Regions from separate parts of the Homo sapiens genome. Here regions 1 and 3 are each linked to region 2. Evidence: chromatin loops called from intact Hi-C (ENCODE). Cell type or tissue: PC-9. All regions are shown on one strand. Region 1 overlaps VGLL3 (vestigial like family member 3). Region 2 has its middle 200 kb from the start of VGLL3. Region 3 has its middle 6.2 kb from the start of LINC00506.

What was found. A loop is a pair of places that touch in the nucleus more often than their neighbours do. Peaks named below come from ENCODE experiments on the same cell type or tissue, not always from the same donor. Only the 100,000 strongest peaks of a DNase experiment are listed, where the experiment ranks them.
Region 1: a loop joins it to region 2, with 4 times the contacts of the local background. A loop is called at or near these places in 7 of 110 quality-filtered maps.
Region 3: a loop joins it to region 2, with 7 times the contacts of the local background. A loop is called at or near these places in 87 of 110 quality-filtered maps.

The regions. Positions count from the first base shown.
Region 1 is chr3:86,950,369-86,958,368 of GRCh38, reverse strand. All of the region lies in intron 3 of VGLL3 (vestigial like family member 3), which reads left to right. Among named protein-coding and RNA genes, the nearest start is that of VGLL3, 37 kb to the left of the region's middle. In PC-9, no CTCF peak of the experiment used is centred here; DNase peaks (open chromatin) are centred at 3,868 and 6,868.
Region 2 is chr3:86,783,320-86,791,319 of GRCh38, reverse strand. No RefSeq gene overlaps it. Among named protein-coding and RNA genes, the nearest start is that of VGLL3, 200 kb to the left of the region's middle. In PC-9, no CTCF peak of the experiment used is centred here; a DNase peak (open chromatin) is centred at 4,119; H3K27ac peaks cover 806 bases.
Region 3 is chr3:87,079,056-87,087,055 of GRCh38, reverse strand. No RefSeq gene overlaps it. Among named protein-coding and RNA genes, the nearest start is that of LINC00506, 6.2 kb to the left of the region's middle. In PC-9, CTCF peaks have their summits at 3,861 and 4,065 (motif pointing right); a DNase peak (open chromatin) is centred at 4,085.

The sequences.
Region 1 (8,000 bases), 170 kb before region 2:
ATTTCTCATATATTGCTGGTAGAAAATTAGAGTTTTAGTATTTTAAAGAAGTAGACTGGAAAATGTAGTAACAGTAATAATTTTCATAAACTTTGGCTGAGCATTCTTACTCCTATGAGTCTACCTCCCATAAATAGAAGCAGCAGCATATGATATGTGTACAAAAATGTTTATTGTGACAATGTTTGCAGTAACAAAAAAAAAATGGAATTGAGCGATTACCATCAAGAGGTGGGATCTATGAGTGAATTGTGTTCCATATGGTATTGCTGACTGAAAAAGAAAAGCTCAAGAAAAGCACATATATGTCTTTTTTGGAAAATAATAACAAAAAAGTGTGCATATTTGTCTGTATCGTATGTGCACGTACATATCATTCAATGAAAGCAGAGAAGACTAGTTTGTCAAAATGTGTTTTCTTTTGGGGCTGCAGGTATTGAGGTCACTAATAGGAGTTTGAGGAGGAAAGAAGGAGAAGGACTTTAGAAGAAGAATATATATACATGTTTATTTATGTACATATTTGTATGTATGCATTGAAAGAGAGAGAGAGGCAGACAGGGAAAAAAAGAAAAGAGATATATTAATTTTATTAGTAATTTATTACCCCCTCCCAAATTCACTTAGGGGCTCATAAAAATCCTGGTCAATGTAGGCATCTTTAATATTTGCAGAGATGTAGAAATTCTGTCCAGATATATGTAGGGAAAAATGGGACTGAAACACAGATTCTGCATACATATCACCACTTATTAGCTGCATTACGTTGAGTAAGCCTGTAACCCCTCAGCTCCTCCTCTTCCTTAGATGCAAAATGGAGAGGACACTTCCTCCCCTGACACAGCTGGGAGAACCCAATGAGCTTGTGTTTTCTAGACGGTGATACATGATACAGAATGAAAACTCTCATGGTTCTGAATCTGAGATATGGTTCATTACGACAAAAAATTAATTCACATTGGAGGTTTGAGGCATCCTGAAGAATTGAGGTGCAAGCTGTGAATGCATCTGTCATTTTTATTTTGTCTGTGTCTGACTTAATTATTTCCTGTTCTTGAAGATTAGCTGTGATACTTGTTACAGTTAAGTTTCCTGATAGTAGTGTTTGCTGATATTGGCCGTGCAGTGAAAACTAGGTGCTTTTGTATTGATTGGGCAGACAATGGAAAAGAAGATAAAAATATTGCGGGGTTAACATCTTCAAGACATTTTTATACATTTGAACATTTTCCCTATCTAGAATACCCTGCCACGTGGAATGAGAGGGTACTAAAAATAAAAACCTATCCCATTATGCTTACGTATTGTTGAGATATTTATTCATCCCTGGCACTCATATAAAACAAAAAAAATTTTAAGTACAAAAAAGGAAGTTAGACTATGAATTAGGCTCAACAAAACTTCAATAATAAATGCTAATCCTTAAAAGTTGCAAATCTAATCAGTTTCTTTTAATCTTAGCATTAATTTTATGAAGGAGTTTTAAAGCTCCTTTGCCATATAAATTACTACGTAAATTGGAGAGCATCCCTCGTTATCTTAAGTATTTTCTTTCTTTTTTTTTTTTTTTTTTTTTGGGACGGTGGGACGGAGTCTCGCTCTGTCGCCCAGGCTGGAGTGCAGTGGCGCGATCTCGGCTCACTGCAAGCTCCGCTTCCCGGGTTCAGGCCATTCTCCTGCCTCAGCCTCCTGAGTAGCTGGGACTACAGGCGCCGCCAACATGCCCGGCTAATTTTTTGTATTTTTAGTAAAGACCGGGTTTCACCGTGCTAGCCAGGATGATCTCGATCTCCTGACCTCGTGATCCGCCCGCCTCGGCCTCCAAAAGTGCTGGGATTACAGGCGTGAGCCACTGCGCCAGGCCAAGTATTTTCTTAAAAACTGCAAGCAAGATTAGGCAATGCCATCATCTTTTGAGAGTTTTCTTAAAGGAGTTGTCATCAACTAGCTGCGGTTGGAAGGTGGAGACTTTTTCAAAGTAAAACTTGTCTTCCCAAAAGAAACTGATGTGCTCACTCACTATAGAAGGAAGCCATAACTCGCAGGTTGTCCTGATATGACTCTCAATAGAGAACGACACAAAGCATTGGAAAGCCTGTTTCAGTGGTCAGGTTCTTATCAGCAAATAATACTTTCAGCTTTGCTGTTTCTCATCTGTCATATAGGGGTGCATCTAAAGGAACAGCTCAAATGAAGAAATCTGTTTCAGAACTTGTTCCCTGACAATTTTATATCCGTTTTCGAACAGTCTGCAAAGATTATATAGAAAAATTCTATATGGCCTGAGGAATTTACAGATACTGTTTATTCCCTTTCAGGCTGCCTAACTATTCTTTTCTTGTTCTCTTTATCAGTAATATAAGGTTTCACAAACAGTTGTCTGCAGGCAACATGTTCTGAATTTCTTGGCAAAAAGGACTGATGAGAAGCAAAATATGCTAGGTATTTTTTATTTTTGGGTTACAGTCTGATATGCTGGGGACTTAATTCATAATTTTTTTAACACAAGTATGTGTTATAGTGTTTATTTTCATGCCTGGTCTACTTGAGCACTATTAGGTGATGCTTAGCATCTTCATAATCATTGAAGCCCTATTTATGTTTACTTGAATTGGACAGTCTCTTTTGGAAAATGTCAGAGAGCGAGCTTCTGTTCATGTCACATAAAAGTGAGATGAGGCCAGGCACGGTGGTTCACACCTGTAATCCCAACACTTTGGGAGGCCAAGGTGGGTGGATCACCTGAGGTCAGGAGTTTGAGACCAGCCTGGACAACATGGTGAAACTCCGTCTGTACTAAAAATACAAAAAATTAGCCAGGCGGGGTGGCACACACCTGTAATTCCAGCTACTGGGGAGGCTGAGGCATGAGAATCGCTTGAACCCAGGAGGCAGAGGTTGCAGTGAGCCGAGATGGTACCATTGCACTCCAGCCTCCAGCCTGGGTGACAGAGTGAGACTTCGTCTCAAAAAAAAAAAAAAAAAAAAGAGAGAGAGAGAGAGATGAAAAGTTTCTGATGTCAATGCAAGAATTGATATATATGCAACATATCTCATTCTAATGGAATGCTTTCCAATATATCTTGCATTAATAGAGAGATTGATTACTTATATCAAATAGGCATTAAAATGCAAGTATATTTCAGCAGTTTCTAAGCGTCTTTTGAAAATTTTGGAGTAGTAAATGTTATAAGTCATACTCCTAGGTATCATGTTTCCTATGTTGGTGTTATGTCCTTAATTACTTTTTTTTTGGGTAGGAAATGGATCCAGATTAGCTCTTTCTTTGATTGGATTATCTGTTTTCTGGACTGTAAAGCTGTCACTGCATAACCTAGAAACCTCTTTAAAGATGCATGTTTGGCTACATTTGTTATCCAACAGATGTCTGGATAGTTAGAATCTCTTGAGACTATTATAACTTGTGGTTTTGGTTACAATAAGTGATCCAAGCTTTTTTTTTTTTGGTTTTGCTCCTCTCCAGTTCTGGGAGAAAGCCTGTAGAAGAAATTACAAAGAGTATTCCATTTCATTTTCCCCACTCCCTTCTTCCTTTCCTTTATTCTTTGTCTCCGGCTTCAAAGTTTCTTTATATCTGCTTTTGAAATTGAAGTCACCGAATTGGTAAGCAGTGTCTAAATTCCATATCGTTCCATATAGTCCCCAGCTTCTATCACCCAAGAGGTTATTGGCCACCTTGACATTCAAATTTTGAGACTGGTAAATTGCCACTATGATAAAAAAAACTACCTAACTCTATGATTCATGTTTTTTATATATGTCCACAAGGTCAGTTTTTAAACAACTGGTTCAGATTTGTAACTTTATATCCTGATGCTTTAAGTACTTGCCAATTTACCCTCCAGCTATGCATTTTAATATGCACATGTCTGAGGAAGTGGATGTCGCTAAAGGCAAAGGCTAGAGATTCTGTGCACAGGAGAGTTTGTGGTTTTTGGAGGGAGGTGGGTACTGAGAGAGCAAACAGAATAAAGTGGCTTGCTGTCTGGGTCTGGGAAACACCAGCAAGTAGAAACACCTGGGTGGCTGAACTTTTCTCACCTGCAATGTTTCCCTCAGGTGAGCAGGTGCTGTACTTCTTAAAATAACATAGTGGATTATGGTTTTCTAGTAACATCAGCTTCAGTGGGTTTTACATTTCTGCCCTATTTTGAATCTGAGCTTAAAGACATTTTGACAAGTTCAGACAGTTTTTAACCTCATTGTTTCTGACAATACTACTACGTGGAGATTTTAAGTGAATTCTAAATGTGCCTGGAGAAAATACCTCTATAAACAGAAAACCTCCTTTGCCAGAAAATTATTATGCTGCCATGCTAGGTATCTTTTGTAATGATTTTAGTGTGCAAGAATTGTAATTATAAGAGAATAATTGCACTTAAAATATAATAAATTTAATCTTTGGTCTGGTTTAAGAAAATACACCTTATTTGTGATTACTTTAAAAAGAATTATTGTTCAAAATTTGCATATTAAATATGGAGAGAAGTCATCAAACTAGCAAAAGTATTTGTAATACATGGGAAGAAATGCTAGTATACCTAAAAGTATACTAAATGCTAGTATACAAAAAGCATTTAAAAATCAACTAGAAAATTACTTTTTAAAAAGCATAAACATGTGGCCAGAGTTAAAACACAGAGGAATAAATGCCATAATCGGACAATATCCAGCCTCACTAACAGTGAAAGAAACTAACATTGAAACAACTAGATACTTTTAATCTATAATATTGATCATAAATAGGAAAAATATATAAATATGGGTACAAACTTCCTAAACACATTTAGCCACCACAATTAAATATGTAAATGTAAATGTTCATATGCTTGGATTCAGCAATTATACACATGTATATTTTTCTAAGAAATGTAACTCGTAAATATTCACACAAGTAACAGCAACTTTGTACACCCGTGTGTGTGTGTGTGTGTGTCTATCTAAAAGATGTACATCTATAGAGAATTGGGTAATAGTATACTATAGAATAAATATTGTGCAGCCCTCCAAAAGGATGGGGTCGAGCTACACATACAGACCTGGAATGGTTTTCCAAGATAATACTGCTGATGAAATAGGCAAGTGGTATGTGTATATATGTAGATTGGGTACACTTAGCAAATTGTCTGATGATAGGTGATATTATGTAGGCTTTTTACTTTCTAAACACTATGTAACTTGATTTTTAAGCAAGAATTCCATGATGTTTTAAGAGTTTTAAAAATGTTTTAAAATGTAGCGCCTATATATTAATCTTGATATTCACCTGAAATGAAATCACAGTTCTCAGATTGAGTAGCCTTCTCTCTTACATTTTTCTCTTGCAAGTGTTAAGGTCCTACCCCTACACAGATCTTATTTAGAAATTCTTCACTAGTATTTAAAGTGATTGCCTCAGGGCTCAGACAAACAAATGCAATTGTATGATCATTAACAGTGATAATTTCATAAAGTAATAGAAAATAGTATGACTGTCTCTCGCACCTTTTTGTGATCATATGTCAATGTGTCAGTGTTAGCTGTCAATTTGCTGGTGAAGTTTGGATATTTTGATGTAGCATCTGACACAGTGTTGTATGTATTTAACTTTGTAATAAGTATTTCTTATCTTTATTAAAGGATGGATGAAAGGGGAGATCTATTTTTTAAATATAGAAATGTTACCAGGTTCTTATAGTCTAATAGTAAGCATTCTAATCCACATGGCTTCTTGACTTTTAATATGTATGAAATGAAAAGTTTACACTTACCCATACAAATGCTATCTTTACTTTTAGGTCTTCAAAGTTTCTACACACACTTTCAGGCTTTATGTTCCTATTTATGTTCTCTTTTTTTAATCAACAGCATGTTTCCCATTGTATGGTTACCTCTTTTATCTCCCGCAATAAAATTAATTGAAAGCATATTCAACTTACTTAAAAGAGCCATGATCAGTGGTGTTGTTAAATGACTATACTTTCTCAGAAGTAGAGCATGTTTATTTAGTGGGTTATGACTCTGACAAACAAACAGTACCTAAAACTCAGCTGTATATTAGTGTAACGTTTTTTGTTACCCAATGTTTATTTATTATTTCTATCTAATGGTAGAAGACTTACCCTCATCAATTATGTTTATTCTTAGTTCAATCCACTGGCAGCTCCGTTATTCTCAGTTTAAAACAAAATCCCATTTGAGTTGAAAGGTCTTCTCAGATTCTTTCCTCATTTTTTTCCTTGGGGTTGCCTCTGTTCCTAGAAAGTTATTCACGTCCAAGTTAAAAACTGTCCAGTTGATAAGTTGTTGTCTGCTTTTTGGTTCTGTCTTTTCATTCTTATCCTGGACTGCTGTTTCCAATATACCCTCCTCCTCTAATCTGTTTCTCCAGGCATTCTCTATACAATATTCTTTCTAATGTTCTTTCTAATAATGGCCTACTCAACATGGCCTATTTGAATTCAGTTCCCAGTGTTTGTGATCCCTGCAAGACGCTCATCTGGGGTGGCCCATGCTATTTCTTCTGCTGTGGGATACCCACATCACAGCTAATACTGACAGGACCCCAGAATTCTCACTGAACTGTCTCCTATATCAATTATGGGGAACATAGGCGAGCTTTAAGATTTTTTGGGGGGGATAAAACAGGGTTTGAGGTAAACTAAAGAGGGGGGAGTCTCTAGGCTGTTCATGCTCAGACCTACCATGTTGCCATTTCTATTTTCTTATTTCTATAGCATTTTACAAGAGGTAGATCTGTGAAGCTGCTGCCTCCCTGAATCTCAGTTAGAAAATGAGTCATAATGCCTTCTTATGTACAGTCAGTGCTATGATCTGAATCACTACATCTCTCCCAAATTCATATGTTGAAATCTTAGCCCCCAGGTACTGGTATTAGAAGGCTGGCCCTTTGGGAGGTGATTAGGTCATGAGGGCAGAGCTTTCATGAATGTAAATCAATGCCCTTATAAAAGAGATCTGAGAGAGATCTCAGGTGATCACACAGTAGAAGGCACTCTCTGTGAACCAGAAAACTTGATCTTAGATTTCCCAGCCTTCAGAACTCTGGTAAATAAGATTTGGTTATTGATAAGCTATCTAGTTTATGATATTTTGGTATAGCAGCCCAAACGAACTAAGACTGTTTAGAATCTTCAAGTTTTTAAGGAAAATCATATTCTCATCCTCTTCCTTGACCAAGACTTCTCACTTACCCATATGCAAAGGTTTTTTGTTGCTGTTGTTTTTCTGTTTTGTTGTTGTGGTGGGTGTCTTTTTTTTTATGTTTTTATTTCCTTTACTCTCATCCTGGCTCTGAATATTGTTTTTCCTTTTCTTTTGGTGGTCAGGCAGTAGTGGTGTTGGCATTGAAGTAAGGAAATGGGTCTAAGGACTCTCAGTTTCTTTCAGGCTTTTGTCCTAACTGAATTTCAAACTCAAACTCTGGAGTAAACAATTGAAATCTTTGTTTCTTCGTTCATTTCTGACAACCGCCTCAAGAGGCAATTGACCACCCTATGTTTTTAAAGTTCACACTGGAGAAGTCCGGCAGGGGGTGTGGTGGTTAATTTAAAGATACATATAGAGAGACACATCAGTTAAATATGACACATCCTATCATACCACTGAAGTGGTCTTCATCAAAAGTGTAACCTACTACTATGCCATCATTTATGTCATCTTGGGAAAAATGTGACAAATGGAGAATTTTTAAAAAATCCCTGAGGGCTGTTTTGTTAATCTTCATATCAGTTCTGTTAAATCAGGGTGTTTCTAAGCAGTGCAAAAAGGAGTATAATAATCTGTTAAGTTTTCCTTGAATTGATTTTGTGATAATTTTGACTTAGGCTACAGCCAGTATAACTCATATAATGTGAACACGTATATTGTGGTTAAGACCATTGACTCTGACATCAGACCACCTCTTTTAAAATCCTAGTTCTCTCAATGATTGCGTAAATTCTCTTAACTTAAATTTTTTCATTTGTAAAATAAGTATT
Region 2 (8,000 bases):
CCTCAAATATTTACTCTCTGGTCCTTTACATAAAAAAGTAAAAGCTTGCAGACCTCTAAATTGAATTATTTACTCTTTAGGGTCAGATACCATATTTTGTACATATCTAACATCACCCAGATTGAAGAAAACATAAAAGGTGCTCAAGGATAATTCACTGTTGCTCACTCCCCATGCATGACTGCCAATTCAAAACAGGCATAAGCTTTACTGACAAAATGAATATTGTGACCCGGAGGGATTTTGCAGCATGTGAGCAGGGCTCCTGATGTTCAGTACAGAGTGGTTGCACATTGAGCACATGCTCCGTATAATTAATTATTCTGCTTACTCTACCTTCATTCTACATACTTCATTCTACATATGGAGTCAGTTTAGCTTGAAAGAGAGATGATAATAAAAAAGAAACACACACACGCACACACAGCACAATAGAAAAAATAATAATACATCCCAGAAAAGACAAAGAAATGGAAACAACAGTAATTTCTAACATAAAATGATTACCTACTGTGTGACAAACACATATTATCATCTATTAATTTTTTCTTGGCCAGGCATGTTGGCTCATGCCTGTAATCCCAGCACTTTGGGAGGCTGGGATAGGAGGATCACTTGAGCGCAGGTGTTTGAGACCAGCCTGGGCAACATGGTGAGACCTCGTCTATATAAAAAACAAATATAAAAATATTAGCCGAGCAGAGTGGCGTTCACCTGTGTTCCCAGTTACATGGGAGGCTGAGGCAGGAAGATCACTTGAGCCCAGGAAATCAATGCTGCAGGGAGCCGTGTTTGCACCACTGCACTCCAGCCTGGGCAGCAGAGTGAGAATTTGTCTCAAAAAATATATATATGCACTTTAGGAGGCTGAGGCAGATGGATCACGAGGTCAGGAGATCGAGACCATCCTGGCTAGCACAGCAAAACCCTGTGTCTTCTAAAAATACAAAAAATTAGCCAGGTGTGGTGGCGAGCACCTGTAGTCCCAGCTACTAGGGAGGCTGAAGCAGGAGGATGGCATGAACCTGGGAGGCAGAGCTTGCAGTGAGCCGAGATTGCACCACTGCACTCCAGCATGGGTGACAGAGCAAGACTCCATCTCAAAAAAAAAAAAAAATACACACACACACACACACACACATATATATATATATGTTTTTCTTTTACTGTTCACAATAATCCTTTAAAGTTGCTTTATGACTGTTAACATTTTATTGATGAAGAAAGAGATTTATTGTGGCTAAGTAATTTCCACAAGGTCTTAAAAATTGGGAAAACTAGATTAGAATGCAAATTTGACTCTTCCTCAATAGGTATCTCTTATGAACTGAAATGTGTCCTCCCTCACTTAAAATTTAGATGTTGAAGTTCTAACCTCCAATGTATCAGAATGTGACTATATTTGGAAATAGAATCTTTAAAGACACAATTCAGTTAAGATGGGGTCATTAAGATGGGTCTTAATCTAATATAATTGGTGTTCTTAAAAGAAGAAGAAAATTGGATACAGCCATGTCCAGAGAAAAGTTGCTATGAAGACACAGGGAGAAGGTGCAAACCATTTGCAAACCAACAAGTGAAGCCTCAAAATAAACCAATCCTGCCAACATTTGATATTAGACTTTTGTCTTCCAGAACTGTGGAAAAACAAATGCCTGCTGTTTAAGTCACACGATCTTAGGTACGTTATTATGGCAGACATAGCAAGTTATATTGTTATCTTAAAATTTTTAAGAAAACTGTGATTTCCATAAGACTGAATAACTGCAATTAAAACTATTCATGAAAATAATTTGATGTACGGTGAAGTGCTCATGTTCCAAACCTACCTCTAATTTTTTATCTATATGTTTGAGGCCCTACCACCTGAGAATGATTGCTCTAGGTATTCTGGATGTGTTGGTGAACAAGTGACACAAAGTCACTGGCCTCATGAAGCTTGCATTCCAGGGGAGACAGTCAAGAAATGTATAAACCAATAGCTAGTATTTTTGGGTTGAAACAGAAACTTTATGGAGGGTGACTAGCTATGGTAGTTGTTAAGAACCCTGAAGACATTTAAGCTGAACCTATGTGATAAGAAGACATTTAAAATATTGAAAGAAAATAAATTCCAGAAACAGTCCGGAGTTTCCAAGATAGGAATAATTTTGACATATATAAGTGATGGGAGAAAGATTATTTTGGCTAAAGCATAAAGAAAAAAAGAAGGAGTGTTGGGAATTGAGGATGGAGAGGAAATCAGGATGCAGGTCTTACATGGCCTTTCACTTTCAGGGGAACAATTAGAGGAGTGTTGAGCTAGGGAAAAAAATGTTATGATTTAAGCTTTTAAGTTTGTTTTGTCCACTCTTTAAGCCAGGTGAGCAATGATGGCTTAGGTTAGAGATTCAGCTATAATGACTTCGGAGAGTGAAAAGATTCTAGATGTATGGTGGTGATAAGGTCAATGAAAGTGATGACATGTTGCGCATAGACTCCAGGGAAAATAAAGCAAGAAAGCATAATTCTTAAATGTTGAAATAAAGAGAGGGCTGGGCGCAATGGCTCATGACTGTAATCCCAGCACTTTGGGAGGCCGAGGTGAGTGGATCATTTGAGGTCAGGAGTTTAAGACCAGCCTGGCCAACATGGTGAAACCGTGTCTCTACTAAAAATACAAAAATCAGCTGGATGGTAGAGGCATGCCCCTGTAATCCCAGCTACTGGAGGGAGGTTCCCAGGACAATTGCTTGAGCCTGGGAGGTGGAGGTTGTGGTAAGCTGAGATCATGCTACTGACCTCCAGTCTGGATGACAGAGTGAGACAGAGTGAGAACCTGTCTGGAAAAAAAAGAAAAAATAGAGAATTAGCTTTGGCTTGTAGAAAGATGACTAAACATTCTGTTTGAAATATATTTAAAGTTTTTATATTAAATACACCTGCAGAGATACAAAGTGGTGGATAGGATGTATAAATATGGAGATCAAAAGAGAAGGTGGAGCTGGAGATAAGATGCAAGGTTGGTCCAAGCCATAGGCCTGGAAAAGGTTACATAAAGAGAAATTGTGGCTTGGAAAGAAAAAAGAGGGCTTAAAGGAAGCCTAGAGAAATCCAGCATTGAAAACCAGCAAAAAATCATGAAAAGAAATGGCCAGTGAGTTTAAAAAGACATTCCAAAGAGTGTGGTGTTACAACAGCTGAGAGAGACGGTCTACTGAGAAGGAAGGAATGGACAACAGAGTGGAGATCGCTCGACATTTGAAGGAACAATTTCAGTGAAATTGAGAGGTGCATTGACAACCATTTTGGATGGGTTGAGAAGAGGACTTAAGTACAAGAGTAGGTTCAATTACTACAGAAAATTCTTCTAAGGTGTTTTAATGAGAAAGAGAATAGAGAAAATGAATAGAAGCTGTTGGCTGGTGAGCCCTATGAGGCCATTTTTAAAAATATAGAATGATATTGAAACATTTTTGTTGTTTGTTTGCTTTACTGTTGGGAATGATTTAGAGGTAAGAAAATCTTAATGATGGAGAGAGAGGGGACCTAACTGTAGAGCAAGGACAATCAATAAATGAGAGTCAATGAGGTTCTTCAAACCACATATGAAGAAGTTGGTCTTAGATAACAGCAGACATCTCTATGTAACAGGAGGAAAGACAAGACTATCCAGGTACAGATACAGATAGACAAGACTATCTAGGTACAGATACAGATACATGAGTGAATTGGTTTTGGAAAGATAAGATCAATTCTTACGATAAATATTTTCAATAACATTTGATTTACCATCTTCAGGGTAGAGTAAGGGGGTGTGGTGTGTTTGGAAAGAGAAAAACAGTATGGAAATGGTAATTTAAGTGCTTGGAGATATGTGCTGAAATCTCTATGTGTGCTGAATGCCCACTTGTGATTTGTAAATATAAAGTGAGATCAGTTCACACAATGGAAGGATTTTTTCTTCATTCATAGATAGCTGCTGAGACTGGTGGATAAATGGTTGGATTTAACAATTGTTGGGGTTTTGCCAGCAACTAGGTCAGTGGGTGAAGAGGACAAAAAAGACCAAGGCCTTAGAAAGACGTTGGCTATAGTGCTGCGGTGCTGCATAGTCACCAAGGAATCTAAGGAATCTTGGGTGCATGAGGAGGGCTGTGAGGACAGGGTGTGTAGGAAGGCAAAGGTAAAAATGGATTTGGAGAGGAAAAACATAGAGTCAATTATTGGAGGCCTGTGAAAGATTGAAAGGTAGCTGGAATGGAATTACTTCAGTAAGTAAATAAGAAAGTTAGAATGTGAAAGTAAAGTGGGATGTTTAAAATGCAGATTTTTGGCTGGGTGTAGTGTCTCATACCTATAATCCCAGCACTCTGGGAGGCCAAGTGGGGATGATGGCTTGAGGCCAGGAGTTCAAGGTTAGCCTGGGCAACATAGCGAGGCCATATCATTACTAAAAATAAAAACAAAAATTAGCTGAGTGTGGTGGCATACCTATAGTCCCAGCTACTCAGGAGGCTGAGACAGGAGGATCACTTGAGCCCAGGAGGTTGAGGCTGCAGTGAGCCTTATGGTGCCACTATACTCCAGCCTGGGAAACAGAGCGAGACACTGTCTCAAAAATATAAATAAATAAAATAAAAATAAAATGCAGATTTTTGACATGGGAATTAAAGAGATGAAGACAAGATCCAGGAGTGGAGCAGGTCAAAGATTTTAGATGGATCCGTGTTGAATTTCCACCAATGATGACTGAAATAGCAATGAAGAAATCAGTGAGCCAAGTACTAACGGCGATGATCAATGGAGAGTGTTGTTATGCATTTTCACTTAAAAGGTTAAAAAGTGAGGGATTCTTTATACTTTAATAAGGCACTGTCTTCGTCTTTTCTGGAAACTGTGGGCTAATAACTTAGCTTTTGGAGATAAATAACTTCTCTCTGTTTATCACACCACAGAACAATCCACATGAGCTATTAATGGGGAGTGACTCTGCATGTGATATCAGAAGGCCTGAAAGAATACTGATAAAATCTGAGAAATATTCGCGCGTACACACATCTATGGACGATTCCAACTGCTCGGTGGATGTAACAAAATTAGACTATTTCTCAGAAATAATCTAGTGTTTGTTTTCTAATTTATAACAAAAGTTCAAGCAGTGGAGTTTAAAAAATTAGAATCATTTCAGTCTAGAACATAAAGTTCTCCTAAATGGACACTTTAAAATAGTGTTCAGGAAGCTAAAAATATCTATATAATACAGTCAATTTAGTTTATCAAGGAAGTTGAGAAAGCAGATTAGAACACATCTTACTTTGACGTGTACATTAAATCACTTATTAACAGTTTATTCTTTGGTCTAAATATGTATAGCAGAATAATATGAAGGTAGGCCCAGAGATAAAACTAGCAGTAATATGAAAAAGTGTCATGAAAGTTTAAATATGTAAAACTGGATTGTGTATACTGTTATATAACATTTTATCTATTAAAGGACTATAGAAGACTCGGGTAGAACATATTTAGAAAAAAATTATTTCCTGATTGGCATAAGTATTGATTTGACTTACAATATATTGCTGTATTGACAGGTGACTGAGTTTTTTAAACAACCAGCAAAGAAACTTACATATTCCCTTTATAAAGCACAGCTTGCTTAAAATAGTAGCATATTCTTAAAGTCCCAATAAATGGAGGATTTCTGTGTAGCTGACCAGACTGTTAAATCATAAAACTATAATATAAGCAGTTAAGTTTGCCATCTATTGGTGAAACAAACACAGTGTAAGCATACCAGAAAAGTCGTAGTCTAAAGGCAAGTTATATGAGCATTTTTTTTTGTTATATAAGGTAACATTTCACCATATCAAAATATTCTAATTTATCCATAGAAAAATCAGTCTCATTACTGCTATGACATATTCCAGTCATTGAAAGGATACTAGATCTGGAATCCTATACCATGGTTCTTTTCACAGCTTTTAATGTGCAGTGTAACCTTGTACAAGTTGTTTAACTTCCTATGTCCCACTTTCATTCTATACAAAAATCAATTATGAGGGTGATAGCAGCAATTCATCAGTTCCTTTAAGTTCTAATATTTTATAAATTTTATAACATGAATATATGAGTAGATGCAGACATTGTCACATTTAATGGAGTTCAATTTTAATTTTCCTTTTAGGTAAGAGACATACATATTTTTCTGATGTAAACTCTAGAAGCCACTGTACAAAAGGCTTATTTTAGGAGCATAGAAATTACTCAGTATATTGTAATTGAATGCATAAGTGAATGGGTAAAACACAAAATGAAATGTTTTATAATTTTATAATTCTATACCTCCTTACTCTGTGTAATCATTAAATTTTATCAATCTGTGGCACATGGTTTACTGATTGTCTAAGTTGGAAAACTTTTCTCTTTGGAGCAGAAACAAAAGTAGAAACAAAGAATGTATTTAAATTAAATAAATCAAATCATTTATGTAAATTTGTTTTATATAATATATAAAATAATAGTCATTTTTGTTTTTTCATGTTTAAATGATAGAAAAATTAAAATTTCTCTTTGAACAACATTGCAAACAAAATGAATTACCATTTTCCTAATCCATTTGAAAAATACTATTTTTAAGAAATCATGATGTCTTGTATTGAGTATTACAGGGAAGCCAACTGAAGGCAGGCAAATGGTACAAGTTTTCAGGACATGGTTAAGATGCTTTCATTCTTCTGGGATTTACTCTTAAAACATAATCAGAAATATGTAATATGTATATCCAGTGTTATTTGAAACATTGCATATTTGTTAACAACTAAATATAACAGTAGGTGTATGGCTATTCTAAATTAGTTATAGCTCCAAAGAACATAGATAGAATATAAAAATTCAGGGAATATGGTCATAACATTTATGGTACATTCATCAGTCATCACAGTTGATATCTTTGGTAGCAGGAAAAAAAATTTAAATGTCAGAGCTCCTAAATTAGAAACAAAAATAGCAAAGCTAAACTAAAATAAAAGCAACCCATAATTTCATATCTGAATATCTTTAACATAAGACAATGTTATGCTAATGAATTTTAATTAGCAAGTTAACATTCATTAACCTTTTATTACACCTTTGTCAATAAGTAATTGTGAATCCTATACCATTAAAGTCTGTACAGCTCACTCACTGTTCTGAAATATACATCTTCTAGGAAGTAATAATACTCACTTTGTTAAAGTAGAATAACACAAGATAGACGAAGGCAAAATGTGAAATTTTTTTCTTTTAAAAAAATCCAATATATTTTAAACAGAAAATAAAAAGACAAAGAAATGCGTCCATTTTAGAGTTATTTTTCTAACTTTAGCAGTAAAATTTTATGGTTTTAATGTGAGTCGAAATGTTAGCTAGTTAACAATGAGGATCATTATGATATATGCTTTTGTTGGAGGACAAAAGGATGGAGTTCATGAGGTGAAGGTGACAACATTTGCAAGACTCTTACGTTTTCCCACGTTTCAGTCATCAAAATAAGCCTGAGGCATAAACAAGTGTAATCTTTGAATCTATGTATTTTATTCATTGTTTTATGTCAAAAATTATTTCACCACAAATTTTGGACAATTTACCATAAAACTAGAACTTTAGGTATGTGCTTGTGTTATCAATTTGAGAGTCTGTTTTATAATGAGAAGAAAATAAGAGGTGAAAAGCAATACAACCTTAGCAAGTAAATTTTTCCCAAGGCCCCACTATATTCTGTATAAGTGTCTAACCTCAGTATCTGAGGTCTGGAAATTCACTTATTTCTTCAGCAAGACTAATTTATTTGGCACCTATTTGCAATGTTAAATTGATTATTTTATTTTCCATTGAGCTCTCTATGAATATTGTTTCAGCATATGGGAACATATGGAGTAATAAATAAATAAGTTGCAAAACAAAAACTATTTGCTACAATGAACAGAAGCAGATTTCCATTTATTTGTACAGTATCAAATACAGATATATAATTTCACTTT
Region 3 (8,000 bases), 300 kb before region 2:
AAGGATTTCAGTTAGAAAGAACAGAGTGAACAAAAGAGAAGAGCAGCGTGGGGCCTTGGAGCTTCTGGTAGGTGGTCAGGGTGCCCAGAGCACAGAGAGCTCTAGATGAGGTCTGGGGGAACAGCAGGGTCCAGCTCACACAGGGCCTTATAGGCCATAATGGGGATTTGGATCTTATGAGAAGCTCAATAAGAGACATAGATATGTATTTCTTTCAAACTAAAATTTATTCATGTAAACATATTAATCTGAAAACTAGAGCAAATTCAGCCCTTGGCATACACAAATGGACATTGAATTTTGAAAATATCCAAAAGTGAGACTGTTCCTATAAAACCATTACTACAGTGCACATTACAGGGGGCTTTTTAAACACCATCAACTGAAATACTATCTATACACTAGCTACAAAATAGAAGAAAAGGGAATAATTTACTCATGAAATTCACTTTTAAATAAATGAGATATATAAAATATTCTCAACAATTAACATTTTTGTCACCTTTCCATTTGCTTGTATAATAACAGTGAAACTAAACAAAAGGAAATTCTTCTTTTGGAAGAGAGGCAAAAAAACTTCTGTGTTTCTGAGCCATAGAAGAGTCTTGCTAAATATCAACCAAAAAATAGTATAATTACATGATCTAAAATTAAAATAAAATAGAAACAATTTACAATCAGATTCACATATAAATATTTATGCATTATAGATTTACATTTCTAATATAAATATAAAATATGTATACATTAATAAAGTACTATGCTAAGAATTATAACCTTTAAAATTTCTATTTGCACTATCATCTAATCCCTTAAACAGTGGTCCTTAATATTGCCAAGATAGAAAAACATTAAAATTGTTTTAGAAGATTAAAAAAAAAAACCATTTGCTGTAGACTCATTGAGTAGACTAGTTGAAGACTAGCCTCTCCATTTCATTTGGGAGAGTTAAATCAAAAGAAGGTCCCCAGCAAATGCCAGTACAAGGAGCATCATGATGTACTCTGTCTTTCCCTTGTGGAGCCGCTGGTGCATCTCCTTCTCCTAGGGTTCTAACACTGGGGCGGGGGAGGGGGGCGGCATCTTATCTTTAATAGCCACTAGACCCTCATTTTCTACACTATTGCACCTTCCTTGGGATCTAGAGAGCATTCCCTGGTGGGCTTCTCGGGCCTCTGCCAAATGTCCAATTTAGAACACCGGGGATATCAAGATACTTCTCAAAATGTTCATATTCAATTCTAACTCGAAAACTTCCTGTCTAAAGTTGCCATTTTTCCTTCCTGAACTCATCAGTTACTCTTCGTTATCAGTATTCTCAACCTGCTAGCATGAGCTTTTCTTTCATGGGAAACACGCTGACGATGATACTTGCCAGTGATCATTTACACTGTTTCTGAAAGATTTTGGCATGTCTAGCTCTTAACATGAAAGGCTGTTTTTATCAATTGGTTTGGTAAGATTCTTCTTTATTTTTTTGTGGTAAATTTACTCTAAATTGTGTATTTCATGAAAATCCATTTGTTTTTCTTGATGTAGTTGAAGAAGGACATGAAATATCTTCTGGAACTATTGCTTTTTACTTTCTGACCATGATTTCTTGGTTGCAGCAAATCTGCTCAGTTTAATACTTTTAATATAATATTTAGGTACATTGATTATTTTATCTTCTTCAGTTATTTTAATGTACATTTCATTTATTTCTTCTCTGTTAAAATAAGTGTGTTTTCTATGCTTGCTGTAACAAATTACCACAAACAGTGGCTTAAAACAATGTAAATTTATTATCTTGCGTTCTGGACATCAGCAGTCTGAAATCAGTTTCCCTGGGGTAAAATCAGTGTATCAACAGGGCTGCAGTTCTTCGAGCAGCGCTATCGGAGAATCCATCCCTTCTCTCTCACAGTTTCTGGAGGTGGCCTACGTTGCTTGATTCATAACCACATCTCTTCAACCTCTGCTTTCATTGCATCATTTCCTTCCTGGACTTGGATCTTTCTGCCTCCCTTTTACAAGAACCTGTGTGATTACTTTGGAGCTCACCCAGGTATCCCAGGGTACTCTCCCCATCTCAGGATACTTAAATTGATTATATCTATGAAGTCTCTTTTGACATGTAAGTGAATAGAATACATTTACATTTTTGTTCTGGGACTTAGGACATGGATACCTTTGCCAGGGAGAGTAGGGGACATTATTCAGCTTCCACAGTAAGTTTTACTAGGCCACATCAGTCCATTTCTTCAAAACTTCTAAGAAATCTCCATTTCCTGAAACATTTGTTTTAGGAAATTCCAAGTTCCCACCATCCATGTCGTCTTCTCCAATAACAGCAGTCAGATCACTGAGCTTCAGCAAGGGTTAACCTAGAAATTTGATCTGATTTTTACTTTTAGAACTTGTTCCATACCACTTTTGCATTTTATAGCATTGCATTTCATTTAGTGTTCACTAACTCTTCTTTCCCATCTTTCTGCTTATAAAAAAGTCTTCATACTTTCCTCATGATTAGAATTTTTATCAAAGCATTTTAATGTCTGAAGTTGTGCTTCATTTTGCTGATGTATAATGAAGAGTGTTTTAGCTGAAATGTAGTTGAAGCAGCTACTTGAAATTTTAAATGTTTTGATGCACCATTTGCCATTAAAACACTGAGTCTTTCTTGTTACATTTATTATCAGCCCAGCTTGTTCTAAACATTGAGATTTCTCTTCTTTCAGTCTTTTTTCTAGGTAACTTTTAAAAAGCCAACATAAAGAATTGGAGATTTCCAGGTCTTTGTATTTCTGTTAAAGTGTTCTCAAGTCTGGCTTTCATTAAAGTTGCTTCAATTCCTGAAAATTCCTTTTTATGAACCTCAAGCATCTCGAAGATGTGCTCTCTTTCCTTCAGAAGGGCAGAAACTTCAATGGCCAGTCAGGGATGCCACCAGGATGGACCAGGGTGATGTAGAGTTTCATGGTCATCAGTGGATCTATGGCTGAGCCCCATCATGTTGCCAGACTGGAGAACTCTATGAACATTCTGTCTGGAGCCATACCAGTGTCTGGCAACTAGGGTAGACCTTAGTGGAGGTAAGAGAGAAGGAACAAGCACTGTAGAAGAAAACCTTCCAACCTTCCTCAAGCAATGACAAACATAGATGGGATAATATCACATTACCCTGGGAGATATGGACTGGGCCTCTAGAGGCACGTGATGATAGCTGGGGGCTCTGAACACCCTAGCCCTGCCATTGGTGCCTCAAAGGCTCAGGGAATCTGTCTTGTCTCATGTGTAAATCATTTAGAATCACTGGTTGAGATCTCCACCAGCTGTAGAGCACTAGTTGAGAGCATTTACAGGCTGCTAAACCTGGCCAATATTTCATTTTCTCTTAAACTTTTCATTCTGTGATCCTTCTAAGATTGTCAGATTTAGCAAATGAAAATACATGTGCTCAGTTAAATGTGAATCTCAAAAAAAATTAATATAAAGACATCTCATGTAATAGCTGTGATATACTTATAATAAAAAAATTGCCATTTTGTTTGCTATTCAAATTTACCTGGGGATCCTGTATTTATCCAGCCACTCTCCTTCCTGGAGGCATTGTTCTCTCCATAATGATAACAGAAAACTCACTGCTGTCAGTGAGTTTGACTAGCTTTGAATATGTATCAAGGAGAGGGTTGTAAAGGGCCCCCAAAAAGGGTTTCAACCAATGGTGTGCTGGAACCAGATTGCACCCACTGGCTAAAGCTGATGATAACCAGTTTTTTTGCAACCCTGTGTTCAGGAATGTCTCATTGACATGGCTTGAAATGCCGTGGTTGGCATTTACACCAAAGACATTTTGCACCCAATAAATAAGCGAATACTAGAGACGAAGGTTTCTTCTGCCTTCTGCCTCTCCACCCCCAACCCCCAAAAAGCAGGTTAAACATTGACTTACGTATGACTGATTATGACCGATTCTCTTGAACTATAAACTCTGTCAGTCTTAGAATGTGGAAAGCAATCTTGGAAGCCAGTTTTCTCCCCTTTAGAGTAAGGGTGAGTGAGAAATACCATTGCCACCAGAGGTCACTCTTAACCTCTTGAATCCAAAAGCACTCAAGCTACACGGAATCACCTCTTGACACAGAATCAGGAAGGACATTTTCTATACCATAAAGTAAGTGACTTAAAATTAATTCTACATTTTAACCTGTCTAACTCTATGGAGTTTCCATAGAACATAAACATAGAATATAAAATAGTTAAAGCACTAGTAACATAGGTATTATTTATTATCACTTTTCTATTAGTTGCCAAGCACAGAAATTTATTTTATTTAGTGAAGATCTCCTTATTTCAGTGCTATCAAAAGAAATATAGAATGTGAAGAGATGGAGGAAATGGTACTTTATTAAGTTTTATCTTTACATACACATTCTTGGACACAGAGTAAGTTCAAAGAACTAAGAAAATTTTAGTAGAAGTAAAACACCTTGAAGACCACATGATCAGTGAGAGGTAATTATTCATATAATTTGGCTTAAAACACAGCTCTGCTTAAAACATAGCTATGTTCAACTATATTTTGTTAAAGATGTAATAAAACTACAAATATTTGATGGACACTGTCTATACAGTATATGAAATGAATAGAATATTACCATTCTTTAAGGTAAGGGTCTAATGGAATAATTTATATGTATATATAAAATATTAGATATATATATTTCCAAATAGTAAATTATATAGTAGAATTTTCGACAAGTTGCTATGAGAACTTAGAAAAACACAGTCTTTTAAAATGCCTCTTTTCTCTTAAATTTATTGGCTGATTTATGGCCTAGATGTTACCTTGGTGGTGAACAAGAGGCTTACATTCTGTTAAAGAAATAAATAAATTACAGAATTACTTCAAATGGTCCTAAGCGTTATAAAAAACATAATAGAAGATGATGAAATATGGGAAAACTGGGGTGCAATTGGCATGGTCAGGTAAGATTCTCCTGGGGGAAACTGAACTGAGTACTGAATAAGGAGCTGGCCTTATGAGATTTAAAGAGAGAATATTCCAGGCAGAAGAGTGGAAATTTAAAAGGCCCATGTGATGAGGATTCTGAAACTCTACAGACATATAAATTAACAGAGTCAGTACAATAGTTAAAATATAGGATTTGTTGGTAGGCTTGCCTGAAGGAACATCTTTTCACATGTAATGGATGGACCTATTGAATGATCCATCCTCTTTGCAATCTGGACTGCACAGATTATTTTGTTGCTAGGTACAGCCAATCTCCTGCAGGCGCTGAGAGGGGAGTTCAAATGCCCCTCAAAGGAAAGGTAGAGACACCGTTGTGAGAGAACAGCTTGCTCCAAAGCACACCAACCGTGAGATCTCAGCATGGAAGACTTATTTCTTTTTAAACAACATGTGGAGGGCTGGGTGTGGTGGCTTACACTCGTAATCCCAGCACTTTGGGAGGCTGAGGCTGGAGGTCTGCTTGGAGCCAGGAGTTCAAGACCAGCCTGGGCAATATGATAAGAACCTGTGTCTACACAAATTTTAAAAAATTAACCTGGCATGGTGGTGCGCACTTGTTGTCCCAGTTACTCGCGAGGCTGAGGCAGGAGAATCACTTGAACTCAGAAGTTGGAGGCTACAGTGAGCTATAATTACACTACTGCACACCAGCCTGGGTGACAGAGTAAGACCCTGTCTCAAAACAAAGAAAAAAAGGAAACCATACAAAGCCTCAAAACCATCAAAATTTGCCTACCAACTCTGGGAACAAGTCTAACTTTGCACCAAAACAGAATGACATTATAGTTAGAAAAGGATTTTGCCGAATGTTTGAAGTGATGAAAGATTTTTAAATTTTTCAATCCTTGAGACTGTAATTATATAAGTCTATAAAACTGATTAGACATTTTAAGACACTGTAGAGAAGGAACTTAAAAAGTAGCAATCACAAGTAAGTGGCTTTTAAGTTTGGTTTTTTTTTTTTTTTTTTTTTTTTTTTTGTGATGGAGTCTTGCTCTGTCGTCCAGGCTGGAGTGCAATGATGCGATCTTGGCTCACTGCAGCCTCCGCCTCCCCGGTTCAAGCGATTCTCCTGCCTCAGCCTCCTGAGTGACTGGGATTACAGGCATGTGCCAACATGCCTGGCTAATTTTTGTATTTTTAGTAGAGATGAGTTTTCACCATGTTGGCCAGGATGGCCTCGAACTCCTGACCTCGTGATCTGCCTGCCTCGGCCTCCCAAAGTGCTGGGATTACAGGCATGAACCACCGAGCCCGGCCTAGATTATTTTTAAGAGATATATAAAAGTGAATTGTTTACTTGATTACAGCTGACGAGGCATTTTTTTAAAAAAGAGGAAACAATATAATTTTTTTTTGTTGTTTAGACTAGATTTCATGAATATGCTTCTGGAAACAAACATTTTCTTTGTACTTCCATGTGATGTGTGGTGCAAGTCATTGTTTCCATCTTTCCTGGTCCAAGAGAGCTAGAATGTGAGTAAAAGAGACTTCACACATGAAAAGCACATACCTAGAAGCCAGAGAGCAGGATCCATTGTAGGATCTGGCTATCTCTTCCTCTGTCATGTGTGGGCTTAACTTGATTGAATAACCCATTTGTTTCATTCATTCATTTATTCATTCAGTTTTGGCATCAGACTAACATGAGCTCATATTCATCATATGATGCAGTACAAGCTATTTAACTCCAAAATTCAGCAATATCAACAATAAAATGAAGATACTCCATAAATTATTTAATGGTTATTGAGGTTAAATAAGATTGTGCAATTGCTAACACATGCCATGGGCCAGTGGCCTTAGTAAATAATAGACTGCTATTACTGTTGTTTTTATTGTTCGTTTACTAATTCAGAAAACTATTTATTAGCTACATTCTTTATTATGAGGACTGTGTTAGATTCTGGGGATAGGGGCAATACATGATTGAGTTTATTTGTCTAATATATGCATATATGTGCCTAATATTTGTCTAACGTATTATATATACCTACATATATATGATTACTAATCAGATGCTATGTAGAAATGTATACAAACAATAGCTATAATATTGATATCTATCTTGAGCAAGCTGAGGCTCAGAGAGGGTAATGACTTCCTCAAGATGGCACAGCTCATATCAGAGCCAGGCTTTGATGGTGGCTCACCAGCCCCATTCTGTTCCTTTAACAACTAACACCAAAGTGCCTGTCACCTTGGCACAGTCAAGAGTGGTTAGTTTTTTTGTAAGCTAACTGTTGTTGGGTGTTAGAGAAGGCTCTAAAGAGTGGTGTCCTCTAAGTTGGCTTTGGAAAGAAAAGTATGTGTTTATCAGATGGGGAATGGGGAAGAGAGATTGGGAGAATAAGTAGCAGAAAGGGAGGTTAGCATTTTTTTCCCCAGAAGTGAACAACAAAAAGCCTAGTTTCAGTAGTAGCCATGGCATATAATTATATATTAATGTCTTTTTAACTAAAGAAAAGCAGAACACTATTAAACTATAAAAATCAGTTATAAAGTTATCTTTTACACTCTTTTTTTTTTTTTTTTTTTTTTTTTTGAGACAGAGTCTCGCTCTGTTGCCCAGGCCGGACTGCGGACTGCAATGGCGCAATCTCGGCTCACTGCAAGCTCCGCTTCCTGGGTTCACGCCATTCTCCTGCCTCAGCCTCCTGAGTAGCTGGGACTACAGGCGCCCGCCACCGCGCCCGGCTAATTTTTTGTATTTTTTTAGTAGAGACGGGGTTTCACCCCGTTAGCCAGGATGGTCTCGATCTTTACACTCTTGTTAAAAATCTTGTAGAAAAGCACGCAGTAAATTCGTATAATAAAAGACAACTCATGATTTTTAAGAGTATAGAAAAATAAAAAGGGGATTTTAAAAAAAAATTAGAGTTTGCTTTACTGAATTGTTAATAAGGACAAAAATAGAGCTCATATTTCATCCATTCTTAGTATGTGCATTTTTTTTGTTAGTTGGGACTGCAAAATGACAACT